2 separate regions of the Homo sapiens genome follow, and region 1 is linked to region 2. A link is an interaction called in ENCODE POLR2A ChIA-PET data of the cell type or tissue named here. Cell type or tissue: OCI-LY7. All regions are shown on one strand. Links, peaks and the distances in the headings refer to the core of each region. The heading gives the core; the rest is flanking DNA.

Evidence for each region. ChIA-PET counts read pairs that join two places held together with the same protein. Peaks named below come from ENCODE experiments on the same cell type or tissue, not always from the same donor. Only the 100,000 strongest peaks of a DNase experiment are listed, where the experiment ranks them.
Region 1: POLR2A ChIA-PET joins it to region 2 with 5 read pairs; 5 of 35 experiments call an interaction of 5 or more read pairs at or near these places.

The regions. Positions count from the first base shown.
Region 1 is chr11:9,478,596-9,490,303 of GRCh38, forward strand. It overlaps ZNF143 (zinc finger protein 143), which reads left to right. Exons shown (of 16, transcript NM_003442.6): 7 at 877-951. Among named protein-coding and RNA genes, the nearest start is that of ZNF143, 23 kb to the left of the region's middle. In OCI-LY7, for the core only: no CTCF peak of the experiment used is centred there; a DNase peak (open chromatin) is centred at 1,536; H3K27ac peaks cover 1,856 bases.
Region 2 is chr11:9,369,705-9,381,734 of GRCh38, forward strand. No RefSeq gene overlaps it. Among named protein-coding and RNA genes, the nearest start is that of IPO7, 8.9 kb to the right of the region's middle. In OCI-LY7, for the core only: no CTCF peak of the experiment used is centred there; no DNase peak of the experiment used is centred there.

The sequences.
Region 1 (11,708 bases), core at 1-2,500, 100 kb after region 2:
TTCACAATGTCAAGAATGTTGCAGATATAGCTTCTTTATTTTTCATGAAAAGAAAAGAAAACAAAAAAGTACACCTCATCAAAAAAAACCTGGCCAATTTTGGCTGGGCATGGCGTGATGGCTCACGCCTATAACTTCCCAGCACTTTGGGAGGCCAAAGTGGGAGGATTGTTTGAGCATAGATCCCTGTCTCAAATTCAGAAATTAAAAAAAAAGACACTAGCAACTCAAAGTCAAAATCAGTTAGTATCAAAGAGATCAGCATTTATCTTAAGTGAAGTGTGGAAAGATTGGAAAAAAAAAGGGAATGGAGTAAAGACTTATAGAAGAGAAATGAGTGGCAGGTAATTCACCGAAAGATATACGAGGATGAAGGGCTATAAAAGAAATAATAAAGTGTAAATGGAACTGCTTATGAATTAAGAAGTAGGAACTATAGATTAGGAAAAGTAAAGTCTCAAGTTTTATATCAAAAGAGCTGATTTTTTTTTTCCCCTGCATTGAACATGTATCTCTCATATAACTTAAAAGGTTTTATTTCACTTTTGTTAGGGACATTTTCTTTTTTTTTTTCTTTACAAACAAAATAAATAGAGACAGGGTCTTGCTCTTTTGTCCAGGCTGGTCTTGAACTCCTGGGCTCAGATGATCCTCCTGCCTCAGCCTCCCAAAGTGCTAGGATTACTGGCATGAGCCACCATGCCCAGCCTATTATGGAAATTTTCAAATATACACAAAAATAAATGATAATGAAGCCCCATGTACTTTTTTTTCTTTTTCTTTTTTTTTGCAAGCTTCTCCCTGAACCATGTACTTAACCAGCCTAAACCATTATCAAAATGTAAAACATTTTAAAGCTTTATTTTATTCCTATAGGTGTCCATTGATGGAAGTGAAAGTGTAGCAGGTACTGGAATGATTGGAGAAAATGAGCAAGAGAAAAAAATGCAGGTATGTAAAGCTACTTTTTAATATAAAAATCTAGCTTAGCATTTCTGTGCCCTTCTGTGGATGAAAGCAAGAATAGGTAACTCACTACCTCTCTAGGAAAATCTCACCAGTTCAGAAAAACAATGTATGTATTGGGCAGCAGCTTTCTCAAACTGCCTGAGGTCCCAGTGTTCATTGGTGGATGCAAAATGATGCTAAAGAAATGGAAGTATCACAGAAATCCAGGTGAAGCTTGTGTGCTGGATTCCAAGGCAGTTTTCTGGACAAGGCAGTTGTGGAGACCAGGTGACTTCCTGACTGCCCCCACCCATGGCATGGCAATTTGTGGATACTTTTTCTGGGACTTCATCATGACTCTTTCTAAATAATCCTCACTGCTTTGCTTTTTGTATTTTTAAATTTCTTCTTCTTCCAGCTGATTCCCTCCATATTTTCCTTTTCAACTTCTGAAGGGAGAGTCCAGCCTAGTTAATCTTGGACAAAGCTGTTTATACTTTTTCTACCAGACTGCTTCCTGGTCTGCAGGTGGCCTGTGGGCTGGCTTCCCGTGGTTCAAATGTTCACCCTGGGTCCAGTCATTGGCTGCCCCTTACCTAAGTAACAGCCCAGAGCACCAGTGCTTCTAAAAGTTTTGTAGTAAGTACAAAGTAGTCCCAGGTGCATTCTTGCATATCTCCTACAATCAAAAATTCAAAACTTATGTTATTCAAGAATTGTTTTTGTGTTGGGATGTTCGTGTGGAGGGTATGCTTGGAGCTTGTATAATCATTGTAGTACATTCCTGCTTTAATGCTGCTCTTTATTTTCTCAGCAATTTTCTCTAATATTTTGTTGACTGTTCCTTTATAGTAGTTTTTTTTTCATTCTTCAGAGTTTTATTATATTTAACTCCTAAAGTTACTACTCAGGGTCACATTTATAACCTTGAGCATTAACATGACCACTTAGTGACATTGAGTGATACTGTTAGGGGTTATCAAGAAGATTTTACATTTATATTAATAGTAAGTGATAAAATAACAGGAATCACTGAAATCACTTGTAGAAATATGGTTCTGGCCGGGCGTGGTGGCTCATGCCTGTAATCCCAGCACTTTGGGAGGCTGAGGCGGATGGATGACTTGAGGTCAGGAGTTTGAGACCAACTTGGCCAACATGGTGAAACCCTGCCTCTACTAAAAATACAAAAAATTAGCCAGGTGTGGTGGCTAGTGCCTATAATCCTAGCTACTCAGGAGGCTGAGGCAGGAGAATCGCTTGAACCCAGGAGGCAGAGGTTGCAGTGAGCCAAGATCGCGCTGTTGCACTCCAGCCTGGGCAACAAGAACGAAACTGTCTCAAAAAAAAAAAAAAGAAAAAAGAAAAAGAAATATTATGCTTCTACGCGTTGCTGAATAGCCAATATTTCTGTTTACCAGCTGAAGTGATGCTACAAAGTGGCAATAGAATAAACACAGTTTTCAGTTCACTAAGCCCATCAGCTTTGATGCTGTGTGATTCGTAGCAAAATTTTCAGGTCTCAATTCATATTCATATTTTGTGAATGAAATGAGACTTTAAGGCAGGTGTGGTGGCTCACACCTGTAATCACAATACTTTGAGAGGCTGAGGTGGGAAGATTGCTTGAACCCAGAAGTTTGAGACCAGCCCGGGCAACAAAGTGAGACTCCATCTCTACAAAAAATTACAAAATTAGCAAGGCATGGTGGCACACATTTGTAGTCACAGCTGTTTGGGAGGCGAGGGCAGGAGGATCCCTTGAGCCCGTGGTTTGAAGTTATAGTGAGCTGATTGTGCCACTGCACTCCAGCCTAAGCAACAGAGCAAGACCCTGTTCTCCCCCACCTCCCAAAAAATGAGACTTCAGTATTTTTTATACAGTTCTATGTCAAATCCACCTAAGTCAACCTCTACTAAGATGCAAACACAGGGTAAATATGTGCGGGAGTTATAGGTCAGTGGCTTGGAGTGTTGGAGTGGCCCAATAAGTTCTCTGTCTTATTGGTAACTGACAAGTACATTTTAAAATAATAGAATATTTTAAAGAAAAGCAGTTGTAGGCTGGGTCCAGTGACTCACGCCTGTAATCCTAGCACTTTGGGAGGCCGAGGCAGGTGGATCACCTGAGGTCAGGAGTCTGAGACCAACCTGGCCAACATGGCAAAACCCCATCTCTACTAAAAATACAAGAATTAGTTGGGTGTGGTGGTGTGCGCCTATAATCCCAGCTACTTGGGAAGCTGAGGCAGGAGAATCGCTTGAACCTGGGAGGTGGGGGTTGCAATGAGCCAAGATTGTGCCACTGCACCCCAGCCTGGGCAACAGAGTGAGACTGTCTCAAAAAAAAAAAAAAAAATTTCAGAACTCAAAACGTAACTAGGAATTCAGAACTGCTGAGGCAAAATGTCATTAAAAAAACCCATTACTCTTTTTTTTTTTTTTGAGGTGGAGTCTCACTCTGTCGCCCAGGCTGGAGTGCAGTGGCTCGATCTTGGCTCACTGCAAGCTCTGCCTCCCGGGTTCACGCCATTCTCCTGCCTCAGCCTCCCGAGTAGCTGGGACTACAGGCGCCCGCCACCACGCCCGGCTAATTTTTTGTATTTTTAGTAGAGGCAGGGTTTCACCATGTTAGCCAGGATGGTCTCGATCTCCTGACCTCATGATCTGCCTGCCTTGGCTTCCCAAAGTGCTGGGATTACAGGCGTGAGCTACTGTACCCGGCCCCAACTCTTTTTTTTTTTTAAGACGGTGTCTCGCTCTGTCGCCCAGGCTGGAGTGCAGTGGCTCGATCTCGGCTCACTGTAAGCTCCGTCTCCCGGGTTCACGCCATTCTCCTGCCTCAGCGTCTGGAGTAGCTGGGACTACAGGTGCCCGCCACCATGCCTGGCTAATTTTTTGTATTTTTAGTACAGATGGGGTTTCACTGTGTTAGCCAGGATGGTCTCGATCTCCTGACCTCATGATCCGCCCACCTCGGCCTCCCATAGTGCTGGGATTATAGGCGTGAGCCAGCGCACCCGGCCAAAAAATCCCATTACTCTTTATCTGTAGACATATTACCATTTGGTATTGGTACCAGTAGACAAATAGAAGACTACTGAATGGGATTCTTTTTTTTTTTTTTTTACTGTAGCTTTTTTCTCCTTTGCCTTTTGTACCTCTTCCTTACAGACTAGATCTGCAATGTCCAATACGGTTGCCACTAGCCATATGTGGCTGTTAAGCACTTGAAATATGACTAGTCCAAATTGAGATGTGCTGTAAGTGGATTTTGAAGACATAGTACGATAAAAATAATGTAAAATATCAATAATTTCTTATATTGATAACGTTGAAATGATATTTTGGACATATTGTGTTAAACAAAATAATTACTATTAATTTCACCTGTTTCTTTTAATTTTTTTCAATTGGTTACTAGAGATTTTTTGTTTTATTTTATTATTATATTTATTTATGTATTTTGAGATGGAGTCTTACTCTCTTGCCCAGGGTGGAGTGCAGTGATGTGATTTTGGCTGACTGCAACCTCCACCTGCTGGGTTCAAATGATTCTCTTGCCTCAGCCTCCCGAATAGCTGGGATTACAGGCATGCACCACCACACCCAGCTAATTTTTGTATTTTTAGTAGAGATGAGGTTTCGTCATGTTGACCAGGTTGGTCTCGAACTCCTGACCTCCAGTGATCAACCCACCTCAGCCTCTGAAAATGCTGGGATTACAGGTGTGAGCCAACATGCCTTTTTTTTTTTTTTTTTTTTTTTTTTGGAGACGGCATCTCGCTCTGTCACCCAGACTGGAGTGCAGTGGCGCGATCTCAGCTCACTACAACCTCCACCTGCTCAGTTCAAGCAGTTCTCCTGCTCAGCCTCCCGAGTAGCTGAGACTGCAGGCACATGCCACCGTGCCTGTCTAATTTTTTGTATTTTTAGTAGAGACAGGGTTTTACCATGCTGGCCAGGCTGGTCTCGAACTCCTGACATTGTGATCCGCCCACTTGGCCTCCCAAAGTGCTGGGACCACAGGTGTGAGCCACCATGCCTGACCCCTATTTTATTTATTTATTTATTTTTTGAGACTGAGTCTTGCTCTGTCGCTTAGGCTGGAGTGCAATGGTGCAGTGTTGGTTCAAGTTATCCTCCTGCCTTGACATTCCAAAGTCCTGGGATTATAGGTGTGAACCAATTTGCCCGGCCGGAATTCTTTTTTTTTTTTTTTTTTGAGATGGAGTCTCACTCTGTCACCAGGCTGGAGTGCAGTGGCATGATCTCAGCTCACTGTGACCTCCGTCTCCTGGGTTCAGCGGATTCTCCTGCTTCAGCCTCACGAGTAGCTGGGACTACAGGCACATGCTACCATGCACAGCTGACGTTTGTATTTTCAGTAGAGAGGGGGTTTCACCATGTTGGCTAGGATGGTCTGAATCTCTTGACCTCGTGATCCGCCCGCCTCAGCCTCCCAAAGTGCTGGGATTACAGGCGTGAGCCACCACACCCAGCTCAGTAAATTTTTAATCACATATGTGGCTTGCACTTGTGACTTATTATATTTCTCTTCATTAGTGCTGGATCAGAAGTTCATGACTTCACCATTCTCTAAAATGATTAATTACCGTATTTAAGGTTGAGAACCTAGTACTTGGTTTTTTGTGGTTTTTGTTTTTTGAGACAGGGTCTTGCTTTGTTGCCCAGGCTGGAGTGCAGTGGCCTGATCTCAGCTCACTGCAGCCACTGCCTCCTGGGTTTAACTGATTCACCTGCCTCAGCCTCCTGAGTAGCTGGTATCACAGGAGCGTGCCACCATGCCCGGCTAATTTTTTATATTTTTGTTAAAGAAATATTTAAAAAAATGTTTTTTATATTTCACCTTGTTGGCCAGGCTGATCACAAACTCCTGACCTCAAGTGATCCACCTGCCTCGGCCTCCCAAAGTGCTGGGATTTCAGGCGTGAGTCACCGTGCCCAGCCTGAACCTTGCTTTTCTAAGTCTCTTTTTTTCTACCTCTAAAAGAAAGGTATTAATTAGATCCATGGTTATCTTAGGGGCAAAAGTTTGGTGTTTTTTTTTTTTTGTTTATTTTTTGTTTTTTGAGATGGAGTCTCACTCTGTCGCCCAAGCTGAAGTGCAATGGCCTGATCTTGGCTCACTGTAACCTCCACCTCCCAGTTGAACTCCTGACCTCCAGTGATCCACCCACCTCAGCCTCCCAAAGCACTAGGATTACAGGCGTGAGCCACCGCACCTGGCCAAAGATTTTTTTTTTTTTTTGAGACGGAGTCTAGCTCTGTCGCCCAGGCTGGAGTGCAGTGGCGCGATCTTGGCTCACTGCAAGCTCCACCTCCCGGGTTCACGCCATTCTCCTGCTTCAGCCTCCTGCATAGCTGGGACTACAGGCGCCCGCCACCACGCCCGGCTAATTTTTTGTATTTTTAGTAGAGACAGGGTTTCACTGTGTTAGCCAGGATGGTCTCCATCTCCTGACCTCGTGATCTGCCTGCCTCGGCCTTCCAAAGTGCTAGGATTACAGGCGTGACCCACCGCGCCCGGCCGCCAAAGATTTTTTAAGATAATATTTTTAGTGTTTTTTTTAATTCAGGTAAAGTACAAAGAAGAAAACCCAAAATGACCCGTAATCTTACTCTACGTATCTATTTTACATATTTTTAAATATAAAAGTAATCATGTTTATGTTTAGAAAATCCAAATAGTATAGATTAGTAAAAATAAAAAGTGAGGGATCTACTGCCTGATAGTAATTATTGTTAGAAATCTGCTTTGTTGTTGTTTTTTTCTCTCTCTCTTTTTTTTTTTTTTTTTTTTTGAGAAGTCTCGCTATGTCACCCAGGCTGGAGTACAGTGGCACAATCTTGGCTCATTGCAACCTCTGCCTCCCAGATTCAAGTGATTCTCATGCCTCAGCCTCCCAAGTAGCTGGAATTACAGGCTTATACCACCATGCCCAGCTAGTTTTTGTATTTTTAGTAGAGACAAGGTTTTGCCATGTTGGCCAGGCTGGTCTGAACTCCTGCCCTCAAGTGATCCACCTGGCTTGGCCTCCCAAAGATTATAGGCAGGAGCCACCGTGCCTGGCCTTGTTTTTGTTTCTTAATCTTCCTGGCAGTGCTGATGTGTCTCATGGTTCTTTAAAAATTCCTCTGGTGCCACACTTCTAGGATTGTTTCCTTTCTTCAAAGAGAATACATTTTTAAAAATTCAAGTTGTTTTTATTTTATCCTCCCCCAAGAATATAGATTATTTACATCATACAAGTTAACAAACACCAGATTGTAAGTTATAGCTGCCATGTGCATTAGGCCGTTACAGTAAATGGGATTATAAGTACTAAACCAGACAATACAATGCAATGTTTATCCTCAACCCTACTGAGTCTCTCACTCTATAATTACAGAAGCTCTGCCAGTTAGGTTCCACTGGACTACAGCATCCTGAAACCTGGTTGGTTAATAGCTTGAGCTCTAGAGCCAAACTCCTTCAAATCTCACTTCCCAGCTTTTGACCATGGGCAAGTTACATTACTAAGCCCCTCTGAGTCTCATTTTTTCTATTTGTAAATCATAGTTGATATTGAATTCATTGGATAGCCATGGGGGCCAATTAGACAGTGTACGTAAAGCAGCCACCACAGTGCATCACATAAATGCAACTGCTCAATAAATGTCAGTTAGCCTCTTTATTATGAGGTCACCTTGGAATTTAATCTTAGCTCCAGTCTTGTATCTACCTCTGGAATTTGCACCTCCTTAGAATATAATGGTCCTAGGCGCTAATTATATTATATATATATTATATATATATTATATATAATATATTATATATATAATATATATAATATATTATATATATAATATATATTATATATATTATATATATAATATATTATATATATTATATATATATAAAAGCCCTGTTTTTTGAGGTATCAGGAATCCTGTCAGGGACTAGCAGATCTCTGATCCACCCTCATCTGCCAAGGCCAGCAGCTCCAGTTCCTTTTTCTGTGTGTTTTACACAGTAGAATGCCATGTAAGATTTTATCTGCGAAAGACGTTTGACTCCTTCAGAAAAGAAAAAACATTATTGACTTAGAACAATGTGTTTTGTTTTGTTTTTTTTTCCCTGAGACAGAGTCTCACTCTGTCACCCAGGCTGGAGTGCAGTGGTGTAATCTCGGCTCACTGCAGCCTTTGCCACCCGGGTTCAAGCGATTCTCCTTCCTCAGCCTCCCGAGTAGCTGGGACTACAGGCACCCGCCACCACGCCTGGCTAATTTTTTGTATTTTTAATAGAGATAGGGTTTCACTGTGTTAGCCAGGATGGTCTTGATCTCCTGACCTCGTGATCCACCTGCCTCAGCCTCCCAAAGTGCTGGGATTACAGGCGTGAGCCACTGCACCTGGCCCTTTTTTTTTTTTTTTGAGACGGAGTTTCACTCTTGTCACCCAGGCTGGAGTGCAATGGCGTGATCTTGGCTCACTGCTACCTCCACCTCCCAGGTTCAAGCAATTCTCCTGCCTCAGCCTCCCGAGTAGCTGGGAATACAGGTGCCTGCTACCACGCCTGGCTAATTTTTGTATTTTTAATAGAGATGGGGTGTCACCATGTTGGCCAGGCTGGTCTCGAACTCCTGACCTCAAGTGATCTGCCTGCCTTGGCCTCCCAAAGTGCTGAGATTACAGGCGTGAGCCACAGCACCTGGCCACAGTATGTCCTTTATAGACAGGCAGATAGGCCCTATGTATCTTGCACAACGTTACATGGTGAGTTTATGGCAGAGCTAAGGTTATGTCTTTTTGTTTGTTTGTTTGTTTTGAGACGGAGTCTCGCTCTATTGCCCAGGCTGGAGTGCAGGGGCATGATCTCAGCTCACTGCAAGCTCCGCCTCCCGGGTTCATGCTTCTCCTGCCTCAGCATCCTGAGTAGCTGGGACTACAGGCGCCCACCACCACACCTGGCTAATTTTTTGTATTTTTAGTAGAGATGGGGTTTCACCGTGTTAGCCAGGATGGTCTCGATCTCCTGACCTCATGATCCGCCTGCCTCGGCCTCCCAGAGTGCTGGGAGCCACTGTGTGAGCCACCACGCCCGGCCAAGGTTATGTCTTAATTCTCAGAACATACATTAAGTTTAAATACCAGTGAAGTCATTTTCTATACATGGTTTTTAGAAGCTGATTAGTATTTCACTGGTGTTAGCTTCAAAATTGCCCTTGAGAGTTTTCACTTGTGATGACATATCAGATTGCTGTTTCTTTGACAGAGACTGCACATATCTCATGCTGCATAACCCTGAAATACCTGTTATAGTTTTGGTCTTTTAATTTAGCTTTTGAGTTTTGGATTCTGTCCATTTTTTCCCCTAAAACATCTGTAGAATCAGCTATTGCTTTCTATTCCACAGTCATTATCCTAGGTTTGTTTTTATGACTTCTTTCCTGCATATTTATGATTATACAAACTTCTTTTGGGCTCCCTACCTCATTTGTCTTTTCAGTCTGTTCCCCGCTATTACTGTAGTTCTCTTTCTAAAACGCAGATAGCCAGGCATGGTGGCACATACCTGTAGTCCCAGCCGTTGGGGAGGCTGAGACACAAGAATTGCTTCAACTTGTGAGGCGGAGGTTACAGTGACCTGAGATTGCACCACTGCACTCCATTGTGGGCAACAGAACGAGACCCTGTCTTGAAAAAAATTAATTAATTAACTAATTAGAATAAAACACAGAGGTGATCTTGGCTTGTCCCTTACTTAAAATATTTTAATACCTTCCTTTGGCTTTCATTGTCTAGGCTTGCTGTTCAGGGTAGTATTTATTGCTTTTCACAAACTTGGTCCTACACTTTCATTTTCATGAAACTCATTCTATTATGTAAACATAATACTCTCATGTTGTTTCCACTTCTTCTAGATAACACTCCAAACCTTTGACCATACTATTCCTTCTGCCTAGACAGCACTCCCCAGTCCTCTTCTTCAGTCTTCAAATTTCACCCCTAGACAGCTTGCCCTAACCTACATCTCCCTACTTTTGCATTTTGCCCTGTTAGATCTTTTCATAGACTCCTGTGATAACAATTATTATATTCTATTATAATCCTTCATTAATAGCACAGTTTTACTAGCTAGACTGAGAGCCCTACAAAGGCAGGAACAGTATTTTATTTATCATTTTAGAAAGTAGGTATTTTGCCAATCATTTATTAAATATTTATTATTTTAGAATGTTGTGATAGGAAGTGGTAGGGAGTTATGATGGAGGGATAGGTATAAAGGGTAGTTAATTGGAAATAGAATAAGAAGGTAGTAGTGCAAAGCAGGTTCCAAATAGAAAAAAAAAAGATTTATTTGGGAATTGAGAAGGTAAATGTTAGCCTAGATTGGAGATAAAGATCTTTGCAAGGAAACATTTCCAATACAAGGGGAGGGAATCCTATCACACCCAAATACTCTATGCATTGAGGTAAAAGCCAGAATGGCTTTTTGACTGTGTCTCCCTGGCCTTTTATTTTTCCAACTACTGTATACTGTAGGTCATTGCTATTTTTGTAGTTTTCTTTCCAGAGGTTCCTTTTGTTAGTTGGGTGTTTGTACAGGTATTCATCCTACTGTACTTTGTGAGAATGCCTTTAAGAGAGGTCTGTTTTGAGTAATTAGATACTAGTGGAAATAATTCTGTTGGACACTGCCCTTACTTATAATTCTCTTAGCATGCCAAATGCTAGTGACTTCAGCTGGCTTAGAAATAAGAAACCTTGCTGTTGTCACCCATGTCCCCACCCCACAGGCACACATTCAGAGACCTCAGTAGTTCTCCCTAAACTGAATTTTCTGACCCTTATTTTACTACCCTAAGTTCTTAAAGTCTCCACTATAGACATTAAGAATGGGAGCAAAAACAAGTACATTTTTGGAAAAAATGTCCAATACTCATCATTGGTTAGGAATTCAACATTGTTTCGTTGGCTTAACTAAATTAGATGCCAAATTCCTGGTATATGTTTCATACCAGAATCGAAGCTCCTAATAAATTGGCCTAGGAGGAAGCAATAGAATAACAGAAAAGATTCAGATATGAGTCTCTCTGGAGTTATTTGCTGCCGCTACCTAGTCTGAAGGTGTGAGCAGCTGGGCTTAGTTTGGCAGATGTGGAAAGCTGGTAAGCACTTTCATTTCATAGTGCTGTTAGAAAGGAGGGGAAGAGAATAGGAAGAAGAGTCCTTTTCTCTTAATTTGGAGTCTTCAATTGAAATCTGCCTTTACAAATCATATAAAGCTTGATGCCAATTCTACTAAAATAAAACTCTACACTTGTATATGTATTTAAAAAACACTGGGCTGGGCATGGTGGCTCACACCTGTAATCCAAACACTTTGGGAGGCTGAGGCAGGAGGATTGCTTGAGGCCAGGAATTCAAGACCAGCCTAGACAACATGACAAGACTCCATTTCTACAATTTTTTTTTTAAAAACAAGCTGAGTGTGGTGGTACTCACCTGTTGTCCTAACTACGTGGGAGGCTGAGGCAAGAGGATCACTTGAGCCCAGGAGTTGGAGGGTGCAGTGAGCTGTGATTGTGCGACTGTACTATAGCCTGAGTGACAGAGTGAGACCCTGTCTCTAAATTAAATAAAAATAAAAAATACTGAATGGAAGTAGACCAAGAAGTTAACAGTGATTTTCCCTGGATGGTGGAATTATAACACACTTAAGCTTTTTTTTTTTTTTTTGCTTTTTTTTT
Region 2 (12,030 bases), core at 3,894-6,393:
ATTAGCCAGGTGTGATGGCACACACCTGTAGTCCCAGCTACTCGGGAGGCTGAGGCAGGAGAATCGCTTGAACCTAGGAGGCAGAAGTTGCAGTGAGCCGAGACAGTGCCATTGCCATTGGGTGACAGAGCAAGACTGTCTCACATACACACACAAAAAAGCCGGGCACGGTGCCTCATATCTGTAATTCCAGCAATTTGGGAGGCCCAGGAGGGCGGATCATGAGGTCAGGAGTTCGAGACCAGCCTGACCAACATGGTGAAACCCTGTCTCTATTAAAGATACAAAAAAAAAAAAAACATTAGCCGGGCATGGTGTTGCGTGCCTGTATTCCCAGCTACTCAGGAGGCCAAGGCAGGAGAATTGCTTGAACCTGCAAGGCAGAGGTTGCCGTGAGCCAAGATCGCACCATTGCACTCCAGTCTGGGCAACAGGACGAGACTCTGTCTCAAAAAAAAAAAAAAAAAAATAGAAAAAGAATTTAAAGGAGCTATCAAAAATAAGTTCAAAAATTAAAGGAAAATATATTTATGGAAAGAAAGAAAAGTGTAATCTTAATGAGTTAACAGAAATAGAAACCATAAAAAAGAACCAAATGGAAGTTCTAGAACTGAAAATTACAATGGCCGGAATAAAAAATTAACTGGATGGGATTTACAGCAGATTATATTTGGCTTAATAGGTCAATAGAAAGTTTTCATTCTGAAGAACAGAATGTTAAGAAATTATAGAAAAATGAACAGACACCCCTAAAATTTATACAAATTTAAAAACAAAAGTGGCCTCGGACTTTTAGAGCAATATCAAATGACCTAATACATATGTAATTGGAGTCCCAGAAAGAAAAGAGGGTGCAATTGGATCAGAAAAAACTATTTGAAGAAATAATGCAGCCGGGCGCAGTGGCTCACACTTGTAACCCCAGCACTTTGGGAGGCTGAGGCAGGTGGATCACCTGAGGTCAGGAGTTTGAGACCAGCCTGGACAAAATGGTGAAACCCCATTTCTACCAAAAATACAAAAATTAGCCAGGTGTGGTGGCAGTTGCTTGTAATCCCAGCTATTCAGGAGGCAGAGGTCGCAGTGAACCGAGATCATGCCATTGCACTCCAGCCTGGGCCACAGAGTGAGACTCCATCCATCTCCAAAAAAAAAGAAAAAAAGATCAAAAGTTCTCCATATTTGATAAAAACAGATGACATTACAAGGACACAGGAGCCAGCTTGCAGAGCCTCTGACAGGCCAAATCTGAGGAAATCAAGGCAACAAAATATATTCTGATAAAAGAATAGCTGTAAGAAGTTCAACAAATTTCATAAATGGTAAAAAATCTAAAAAGGCAAAAATAAAGACAGCCATACCTAGCCACATGATAGTCCAACAGTTGAAAACCAAAGATAAAGAAAATAAATCTTTTTTTTTTTTTTTTTTTGAGACGGAGTCTTGCTTTGTCACCCAGGCTGGAGTGCAGTGGCGCGATCTCGGCTCACTGCAAGCTCCGCCTCCCGGGTTCACGCCATTCTCCTGCCTCAGCCTCTCGAGTAGCTCGGACTACAGGTGCCCACCACCACGCCCGGCTAATTTTTTCATATTTTTAGTAGAGATAGGGTTTCACTGTGTTAACCAGGATGGTCTCAATCTCCTGACCTTGTGATCTGCCCACCTTGGCCTCCCAAAGTGCTGGGATTACAGGCGTGAGCCACCGTGCCTGGCCAAAGAAAATAAATCTTGAAAGCTGGCTGGGCACAGTGGCTCATGCCTGTAATCCCAGCACTTTGGGAGGCCAAGACGGGCGGACCACCTGAGGTGAGGAGTTCGAGACCAGCCTGACCAACATGGTGAAACTCCGTCTCTACTAAAAATACAAAAAATTAGCCAGGCATGGTGGCGTGTGCCTGTAGTTCCAGCTGCTTGGCAGGCTGAGGCACGAGAATTGCTTGAACCCGGAGGCGGAAGTTGCAGTGAGCCGAGATCGTGCCACTGCACTCCAGCCTGGGTGACAGAGTGAGACTCTGTCTCCCCCAATAAATAAATATATAAACACTTTTTGCTTTGCATCTTTGTTTTTTGGGGGTTTTTTTGAGACAGAGTCTCACTTTGTAGAAACAAGGTCTCATTTTGTTACCCAGGCTGATCTTGAACTCCTGGCTCCAGTGATCCTCTCACCTCAGCCTCCCAAAGTGCTGAGATTAAAGGTGTGAGCCACTGTACCAGCCCTCCATGATGTGAATATACTACTTTTGTCTTTTCCATTGACCTAGTGATAGGTATCTGGGTTGCTGCCTACTTCTCCCTGCAACACCACCACCAAAAAGTGATAAAGAATATACTCTGAAATATAAACCTAGAACTGGGAACACAGCTGATACATTTGGATATTTGTCCCCTCCAAATCTCATGTTGAAATGTAATCTCCAGTGTTGGAGGTTGGACTTGGTGGGAGGTGTATTTCTTCATGGGGACTGATCCCTCATGAATGGCTTTATGCCATTCTCACTGTAATGATTGACATCTCGCTGTATTGGTTCACAGGAGATCTGCTTGTTTAAGAAAGCCTGGAACTTCCTCTCCTCTCTTTTTTTCCCTATCTCACCATGTGATATGCCAGCTCCCCCTTCGCCTTCCGTCATGATTGTAAGTTTCCTGAGGCCTCACCAGGAGCAGATGCTGGCACTATGCTTCTTGTTCAGCCTGCAGAACTATGATCCAAGGTCTTGCTAAGTTGCCCAGGCTGTGTTTGAATTCTTGGCCTCAAACAATCCTCCTTCCTTGGCCTCCCAAAGCACTGAGATTATAGTTGTGAGCCACTGTGCCTGGCCACCTCAAATATTTCTTTACATCCTATTCAGGAATTCAAGCTTCCTCTTCCATGAATTGCCTATTAATATTTTCCCACTTTTTTCAGTCTTATTTGTATTGGCTTATAGGAATTCCACGTGTCTACCTAATAATGATGCTCTGTGGCTTTTAGATGTGGTAAATATCTTTACAGAGTCTGCTATTTGTCTATTAACTTCATCTAGAGTATTTCTTGTTAGACCATCATGTTAAATCTAGGAAACCGTAGAGTCCAGATTCAACCCAAGTCTGTCTGTCTTTGAGACTAATGCTCCTTTTACTAAAGGAAAATGGTAGTGAAGCTCTATGACTGACTAGAGTAATTTTTGCCACCTAAAAGCTAGAGTTTCTGGGTCATCTCTCAGATTGTTTTCCTAGAAAATGAAGGCTACCAAATACCCAACCATAGACTTCTTGCCTGGGAGACAGGGTACTCTGACCTGAGGTCAGAGTTTTCTGGGTATTGGAGCCAAAGCTACTTCACAAACATTCTGACTTTATTTTTCCTTGAGTCTACCTGTTGTGCTGGCTCTGCATATTAAAAGACTATGCAAAGTAAGTGGCATATCTATCCCACATTAGGAGCGAGCAGATAAAAGAAAACTTTTCCATTGTAAGTTAGAAGAATAAATCTGATGGGTGATTTCTCCTTTGATCCTCATAATTACCCTGAATATTTAAGATGACGAAGAGCATATCCACTTCTCTGTAATAGCTAAAGAGTCTTCTGCTTCGAACCACGGTGAAGTAACAAGGGACACCACCTGTTGTAACAACTAGGAACTGGAAAACATATATGAAACAAGTGTTTTCAGACATCAGACAAGAAGCAGATCAGAATTGTGATCCTGAGAGAAGGAAGACAAAAGAGGTAAGCCCTCCAATTTCTCCAGTTTTCTATTTAAAGGCTCATTCTGGACCATAGCATAGGAAAGGGGTTCCCATAAACATCACTGTGGTCTCACTGGGTCAAGGAGAAAGAGTTTGAAGTTTAGGAGGCTGAGGTGGATGGAGATAGCAGTATGGTTTTTGAAAAGAGGGGTTACACAGAAAAAGAGCTCCAGAAATCCACATGGGGTCCCCCTCCACGTTTTCTGAATATTAAGATGGTTATAAGCAGGGTGAAACCTCACAGCTTGGACAAATAATAACCAAGGAAGGGGTTAGCTAAAGAGTTCCCAGAGGCCGGGCGCGGTGGCTCACGCCTGTAATCCCAGCACTTTGGGAGGCCGAGGCGGGTGGATCATGAGGTCAGGAGATCGAGACCATCCTGGCTAAGACGGTGAAACCTTGTCTCTACTAAAAATACAAAAAATTAGACGGGCATGGTGGCCGGCACCTGTAGTCCCAGCTGCACGGGAGAATGAGGCAGGAGAATGGCGTGAACCTGGGAGGCAGAGCTTGCAGTGAGCTGAGATCGCGCCACTGCACTCCAGCCTGGACGACAGAGCTAGACTCCGTCTCAAAAAAAAAAAAAAAAAAAAAAAAAAGAGTTCCTAGAGATCTCACAGGACTAGGACACTAGACTAGAGAAAGCTTGTTGATTCCTTGGGGGGCATTAGTAGAAACCCCCAAAAGGCCACACATTAGTTGTATAGTAAAATAGCCCTATAGTAAATACTAACAGATTTTATCTTTTCTTTTATTTATTTATTTTTTTATGGTTGTATAGCTTTTTTTTTTTTTTTTTTTTTTTTTTTTTTTTTTTGAGACGGAGTTCCGTTCTTGTTGCCGAGGCTGGAGTGCAATGGCGCGATCTCGGCTCACCGCAACTTCCACCTCCTGGGTTCAAGCAATTCTCCTGCCTCAGACTCCCATGTAGCTGGGATTACAGGAGTACGTCATCATGCCCAGCTAATTTTGTGTTTTTAGTAAAGACAGGGTTTCTCCATGTTGGTCAAGCTGGTCTCGAACTCCTGACCTCAGGTGACCCGCCCTCCTCGGTCTCCCAAAGTGCTGGGACTACAGGCATGAGCCACCGTGCCCGCTCCCTTTTTTTCTGACTTTAAGTTCTGGGATACAGGTGCAGAATGTATTACATAGATATACATGTGCCATGGTGGTTTGCTGCACATATCAACTTGTCATTAGGTTTTAAGCCCCGCATTCATTAGGTATTTGTCCTAATGCTCTCCCTCCCTTTGCCCCCCCACCCCCTGCAGACTTGATCTTAAAAACCTTTAACTGGCCAGGCGTGGTGGCTCACGCCTGTAATCCCAGCACTTTGGGAGGCCGAGGCAGGTGGATCACGAAGTCAAGAGATCAAGACCATCCCGGCCAACATGGTGAAACCCCGTCTCTACTAAAAATACAAAAAAAAAAAAAAAAAAAAAAAAAAAAAAAAAAAAGCTGGGCGTGGTGGCACACACCTGTAGTCCCAGCTACTCAGGAGGCTGAAGCAGGAGAATCACTTGAACCCAGGAGGCGGAAGTTGCAGTAAGCTAAGATCACGCCACTGCACTCCAGCCTGGCGACAGAGCAAGACAAAGACTCCGTCTCAAAAAAAAAAAAAAACAAAAAAAACTTTAAACACGATTTGTAAGTATCAAACTGAACTCTATAATTTAATTGCTAACCAGGTCAAATCCCAACATTTGTTAAAGAAAAACAAGAAAACTCACTCAACAACATGGCCAACATGGTGAATCCCCCATCTCTACTAAAAATACAAAAATTAGCCGGGTGTGGTGGCGGGCGCCTGTAATCCCAGCTGTTCCAGAGGCTGAGGCAGGAGAATCGCTTGAACCTGGGAGGTAGAGGTTGCAGAGAGCCGAGATCGCGCCATTGCACTCCACCCTGGGCAACAAGAGCGAAACGCCATTTCAAAAAAAAAAAAATAGCAAATTGGCTAGGCTCCGTGGCTCACACCTGTAATCCCAGAGTTTCAAAAGGCCAAGGTGGGAGGATTGCTTGATGCCAGGAGTTTTGGACCAGCTTTGGCAACATGGTAAAATCCTGTCTTTACAAAAAATTTTTTTAAAAATTAGCTAGGCATGGCGTCATGCGCCTATAGTCCTAGCTACTTGGGAGGCTGAGGCAGAAGGAGCACTTGAACCCAGGAGTTTGAGGCTGCAGTGGGCTATGATCATACCATTGTACTCCAGCATGGGTGGCAGAGTGAGACTCTGTTAAAAAAATAAAAAAAAATTAGCAAATTGAATCCAGTAATATGTAAAAATGACAATACACCATGACCAAATGAGGTTTATCCTAGCAAAGCAACATGTAAAAATCTATTACTGTTATGCAACATGTAATGAGGGTTTAGTCGAGAATGGGAGAATGGATTGCATATAGGACAGTGAACATGAGATTATAATAGCATATTACTGTATGTTTTCTATGTTTAGATACATGAATACTACCATTGTGTTACAATTGCTTACAGTATTCAGTACTGTGGAGATTTGTAGCCTTGGCCATGCATGGTGGCTCATGCCTGTAATCCCAGCACTTAAGAGGCTGAGGCAGGCAGATCACTTGATGTCAGGAGTTCAAGACCAGCCTGGACAACATGGTGAAACCCCCTCTCTACTAAAAATACAAAAATTAGCCAGGTGCAGTGGCACGTGCCTGTAATCCCAGCGAGCTGCTCAGGAGGCTGAGGCAGGAGAGTCACTTGAACCTGGAAGGCAGAGGTTGTGGTCAGCTGAGATTGCGCCACTGCACTCCAGCCTAGGTGGCAGAACGAGACTGTCTAAAAAAAAAAAAAGGAAAAAGAAAATGGAAAGACATGACACAGAATGAAAGAAAATATACACAATGATGAAATCTGACAAAATGAATTCATAGAGTTTCCTACAACTCAGTAACAGGAAGGCAACAATCTAGTTTTGTTTTGTTTTGTTTTGTTTTGTTTTTGAGATGGAGTCTTGCTCTGTTGCCCAGGCTGGAGTGCAGTGTCACGATCTCTGCTCACTGCAAGCTCCGCCCCCTGGGTTCATGCCATTCTCCTGCCTCAGCCTCCCAAGTAGATGGGACTACAGGCGCCTGCCACCATGCCCGGCTAATTTTTTGTAATTTTTTTTAGTACAGAGGGGGTTCCACCGTGTTCGCCAGGATGGTCTCGATCTCCTGACCTTGTGATCCGCCCGCCTCGGCCTCCCAAAGTGCTGGGATTACAGGTGTGAGCCACCGCGCCCAGCCAACAATCTAGTTTTTAAATGGGCAAAAGATTGAAACAGACACTTTACAAAAGATGATACAAATGGCAAAAAGCACATGAAAACATGCTCAACATCATTAGTCATCAGAGAACTACATACTGTGAATAATGTTGTAACACTACATATCCTCTCCACTGGATACACTTAAAAACACCGAGAATTCCAACTTTTGGTGAAGATGTGGAACAACAGAATGCCCATAAATTGCTGGTGGGAATATAAAATTGTACAACCCATTTGTGAAACAGTTTGACAGTTTCTTACAAATTTACATATACATTTACAATGCAAACCAGCCATTCCACTCCTAGCTATTTACCAGAGAAATGAAAGCATATATTCACACAAAGACTTGTATATAGAAATATACATATCAATTTTATTTACATTAGCTAAAAACTGGAAACCACCCAAACATCCTTCAGCAGATGAATAGATAATTGTATATCAACTGAATGGACTACCATTTACCAACAAGAAGGAGGGAATTCCTGATTCACTCAACATCATGAAAATAATCTCAGAAACATGCTGAGTGAAAAAAAAAAAGACAAAAAGAAAGTACTTACTGGTAGTAAGTACTGAGGCAGTGGCTCACGCCTGTAACACCTATAATTCCAGCACTTTGAGGGGCTGAGATAGGAGGATTGCTGGAGGCCAGAAGGTTGAGACCAGCCTGGGCAAATATGACTCTATTGCCACAAAAAATTTTTAAAATTATCTGGGCATGGTGATGTGCACCTGTAGTCCCCGCTACTTGGGAGGCTGAGGCCAGAGCATCTCATGAGTGCAGGAGTTTGAGGCTAGTGTCAGAAACATAGGAAGACTCTGTCCCTCAAAAAAAAAAAAAAAAAAAAAGGAAAATGGTCTTCAGTGACTACGTTCAATAGAAGATTGACTAGATTTCCTATGAATATACTGTTTTATTCACAAACGGTATCAAACTGCTGAATGTGAGGACTCGCAGCTACCGGGAACAATGCTCTGCAGAAAGTCTCTGTTTCTTCACTTCAACTCTTCCTTGCCCTCTTACCTTCCTTCTCCCTAGCCCTTTCCTGACAACCAACAACAATTTACATTACTGAACTTTATGCTTGCAAAAGATTTTCAAACTTTATTTGATCTTCAGAATAATTTTCGTAGCCTGTGATAGGACTATTTACTCATTTTACAGAATGGAAAATAAAATTAGGGACAGTGAGATGAAATGTTTTACTTGAGGCAACACAGTGTGTACATGCCTCAGAACAGAATCGATGTCTGTCCTTTTCCCCCTGCGTTTTGAATTGTTTAGAGTACAAATCTTGCCAAGGCGTAAAAATGAATAAGAGGACTAGTTTATTTAAAAATATAATGAAAAATTGGCTGGGTACTGTGGCTCACAACCTGTAATCCTGGCACTGTGGGAGGCCAAGGCGGGTGGATTACTTGAGGTCAGGAGTTCAAGACTAGCCTGGCCAACATGGTGAAACCCCGTCTCTACTAACAATACACAAATTAGCCAGATGTGGTAGTGTGTGCCTGTAATCCCAGTTACTCAGAAGGCTGAGGCAGAAGAATCGCTTGAACCCAGGAGGGGGAGGTTGCAATGAGCGGAGATCATGCCACTGCACTCTAGCCTGGGTGATGGAGTGAGACTTTGCCTCAAAAAAAAAAAAAAAAAAAAGGAAAAGAAAGAAAAAGAAAATTTGAAAAAAAAAAAAAAAAAAACAAACCCCAAAACTTTATGAAAAATTTGGTCTAAAATGTTTTGACTATTTGAAATAGGCATAACATAGGAAGTATAGAATGCGGGGTTTCAATATCTGTGAATATCTTGACAAAATCAGCCTGGGCTCTAAGATGACTTTGGGTGCTTGGTACTATTGATATGGGAATGCTGGGAAGGGAAGAGTGTGATCCCTTTAAATGATATGGAAGCGGAGAAGGTAAATGCTGAGTAGAAAAAGGCATGATCCATGGCCAGGAGTGGTGGCTCATTCCTGTAATCCCAGCACTTTGGGAGGCCGACGTGGGCGGATCACCTGAGGTCGGGAGTTCGAGACCAGCCTGACCAACATGGAGAAACCCCGTGTCTACTAAAAATACAAAATTAGCCGGGCGTGGTGGCACATGCCTGTAATCCCAGCTACTAGGGAGGCTGAGGCAGCAGAATCGCTTGAACCTGGGAGGTGGAGGTTGAGGTGAGCCCAAATCGTGCCATTGCACTCCAGCCTGAGCAACAAGAGAGAAACTCCATCTCAAAAAAAAGAAAAGAAAAGAAAAAGGCATGATCCCTGACTAGGGCTCCACCCCTATGGACCTGCGTGAGGACAGGCATTTCCTGCCCAAATTTTGCATTTCCCAAGACCACCCTGACCTGCCACGCCCCCATCCTGTGCCTATAGAAACCCCTGAGACTGTAGCAGGCAGACACACAAGCGGCTGTACATCAAGAGGAACACATCAGCAGATGAATACACAGGCAGCTGGACGTCAAGAGGAGCACATCGGTGAAGGAACACACAGGTGGCTGGACATCAAGAGGGTCGCGCTAACAGGCACTGGCATGCCGGTAGGCCACCGACCGGCAGAAGCAGAAGGAGGCGGAGTTTGGCTGGGGCAGTTGGAGGAAAACCCAGGCCGCTAACGGCCTGACTCCAGGGGAAAACCTTCCCACTCCATCCCCTTCTCATTTCCCCCATTTGCTGAGAGCTACCTCCACTTAATAAAATCTTGCACTCATTCTCCAAACCCAGGTGTGATCCAATTGTTCCGGTACACGGGGATACAGAAAGTCCTCTGTCCTTGCAACAAGGTAGGGGATCTAATTGAGCTGGTTAACACAAGCCACCTATAGACAGCAAAACTAAAAGAGCATCCTATAACACACACCCACTGGGGCTTTAGGAACTGTAAACATTCACCAGTAGACACTGCTGTGGGTTCAGAGCCCCACAGCCTTACCCGTCTGTATGTTCCCTGAGAGGTTTGAGCAGTGAGGCACTGAAGAAGGGAGCCACACCGCCATCTCAGACTCTGAGAGGGGGACGAGGGAACTTTTTCCGTGTCAATTATCATCAAGGGTCTCGTCATTGGCATTTACCCACAAAAGCCCCAATGGGGGCCTGTAAAGGGAACACTAATTCTTTCCATTCCCTTATGGTATAACTATCTTTTTTTTTCTTTTTTGAGATGGAGTCTCAATGTGTCTCCCAGGCTGGCGTGCAGTGGTGCGATCTCAGGTCACTGCAACCTCCGCCTACCAGGTTCAAAAGATTCTCCCACCTCAGCCTCCCAAGTAGCTGGGATTACAGGCACGCACCACCACACTGTGGTAATTTTTTTATTTTTACTAGAAATGGAGTTTCACCATGTTGGCCAGGCTGGTCTTGAACTCCTGACCTCAGGTGATCCACCTGCCTTGGCCTCCCAAAGTGCTGGGATTAAAGGTGTGAGCCACTGAGTCAGGCCCAGCTCTTCTTCTTCTTCTTCTTCTTTTTTTTTTTTTTTTTTTTTTTTGAGACGGATCTCACTCTGTCGCCAGGATGGAGTGCAGTGGTGTGATCTCGGCTCACTGCAACCAACCTCCACCTCCTGGGTTCAAGCAATTCTTCTGCTTCATCCTCTTGAGTAGCTGGGACTACAGGTGCACGCCACCATGTCTAGCTGAGTTTTGTATTTTTAGTAGAGATGGGGTTTCACCATGTTGGCAAGGGTGGTCTCTAACTCTCCAACCTCGTGATCTGCCAGCCTCGGCCTCCCAAAGTGCTGAGATTACAGGCATGAGGAGCCACTGTGCCCGGCCGCATCTCTTCTTAATTTTTGTCTAATTTCATCCTACCTCAAAATCAACTCTGAGACTATGGTTTATGCTTTTCTGAATTCTCAGCCTTCACCTTGCCTAAGGAGGCTTAGATACCTGTGTTGGCTGCTGTGCTGGGGATTGGGATTGTGGGACACCATAAGGTTATGTAATTGTGTTTACAGTGGCTTAACAAACCACTTTTTTCATTAGTCTTCTCATACTTATTTATTGAGCACTCATTCATTTCTGTGTCTACCACAAAAAAGATGGATGTGGTCTCTGCCCTAGAGGAGTTCACACTGAAATTTCCAGTCACGTAAGTCACATTCTCTGTGTCACTAGCTTGACAAAATAAAACTAAAATCTACAAATAGGTTGAGTGTGCTAATCACTCTACCAACTAGCTCCTGAATGCTCCCTGGGGCCAAGCTCCTTTTTTGGATACAGGAATGCTGGCTCCCCAGACAGGATCTTGTACCCAGTGTGCTCTGTTCTCTATGAAGGATGAGACACAGGCCCCATGCCAGCTGTAGATCTGCAAGCCTCGTTGGCTCCCTGTTCCCAGCACTACAGCTTAAAACCATATTTTTCACTACCACTTCTTTTCCCTTTCAGTTTTAGGGAGAGGAAACTAACATTTTTGGACTACCTTCTATGTGCCAGGTTCTTTCATATACATTGTGCTCTGCTAAAATCTTCACAATTCCGTGATAAACAAGTCAATTCTGGAATCTAAAATAGGCATATAATATCAGAAAGAGGACTAGCTTTTGAATCATGAAGAATGAAGCTTCAATTCTGGCTCAGCCACCTATAAGTCATTACTAGTTTATTAATTCCTTTCTTCATTTATTCACTTAAAGAATTTTTTAAACTCCTCCTTTACATTCTAACTCTGTGGTAGGAGGTGAGGATACAAAGGTCAATAGAACATAAGCCTGTTTTCAAGGCCTTCACTTTGAGCAGTGGAGCAGGGAGAGGAAAATTCTTTTTATTTCTGAGACGGCGTTTCACTCTTGTTGCCCAGGCTGGAGTGCAATGGCACGATCTCAGCTCACTGCAACCTCCGCCTTCCGGGTTCAAACAATTCAGGGAGAGGAAAATTCTTAAACAGATTGTATTTGTAACACTATTACACTTTTTACAGGTTATTATTATGAAAACTTTCTGACTCCTCACAATTTAAGTAGCCTGAGCCTCGGGTTCTTCATTTGTAAATTTTTTTTTTTTGAGACGGAG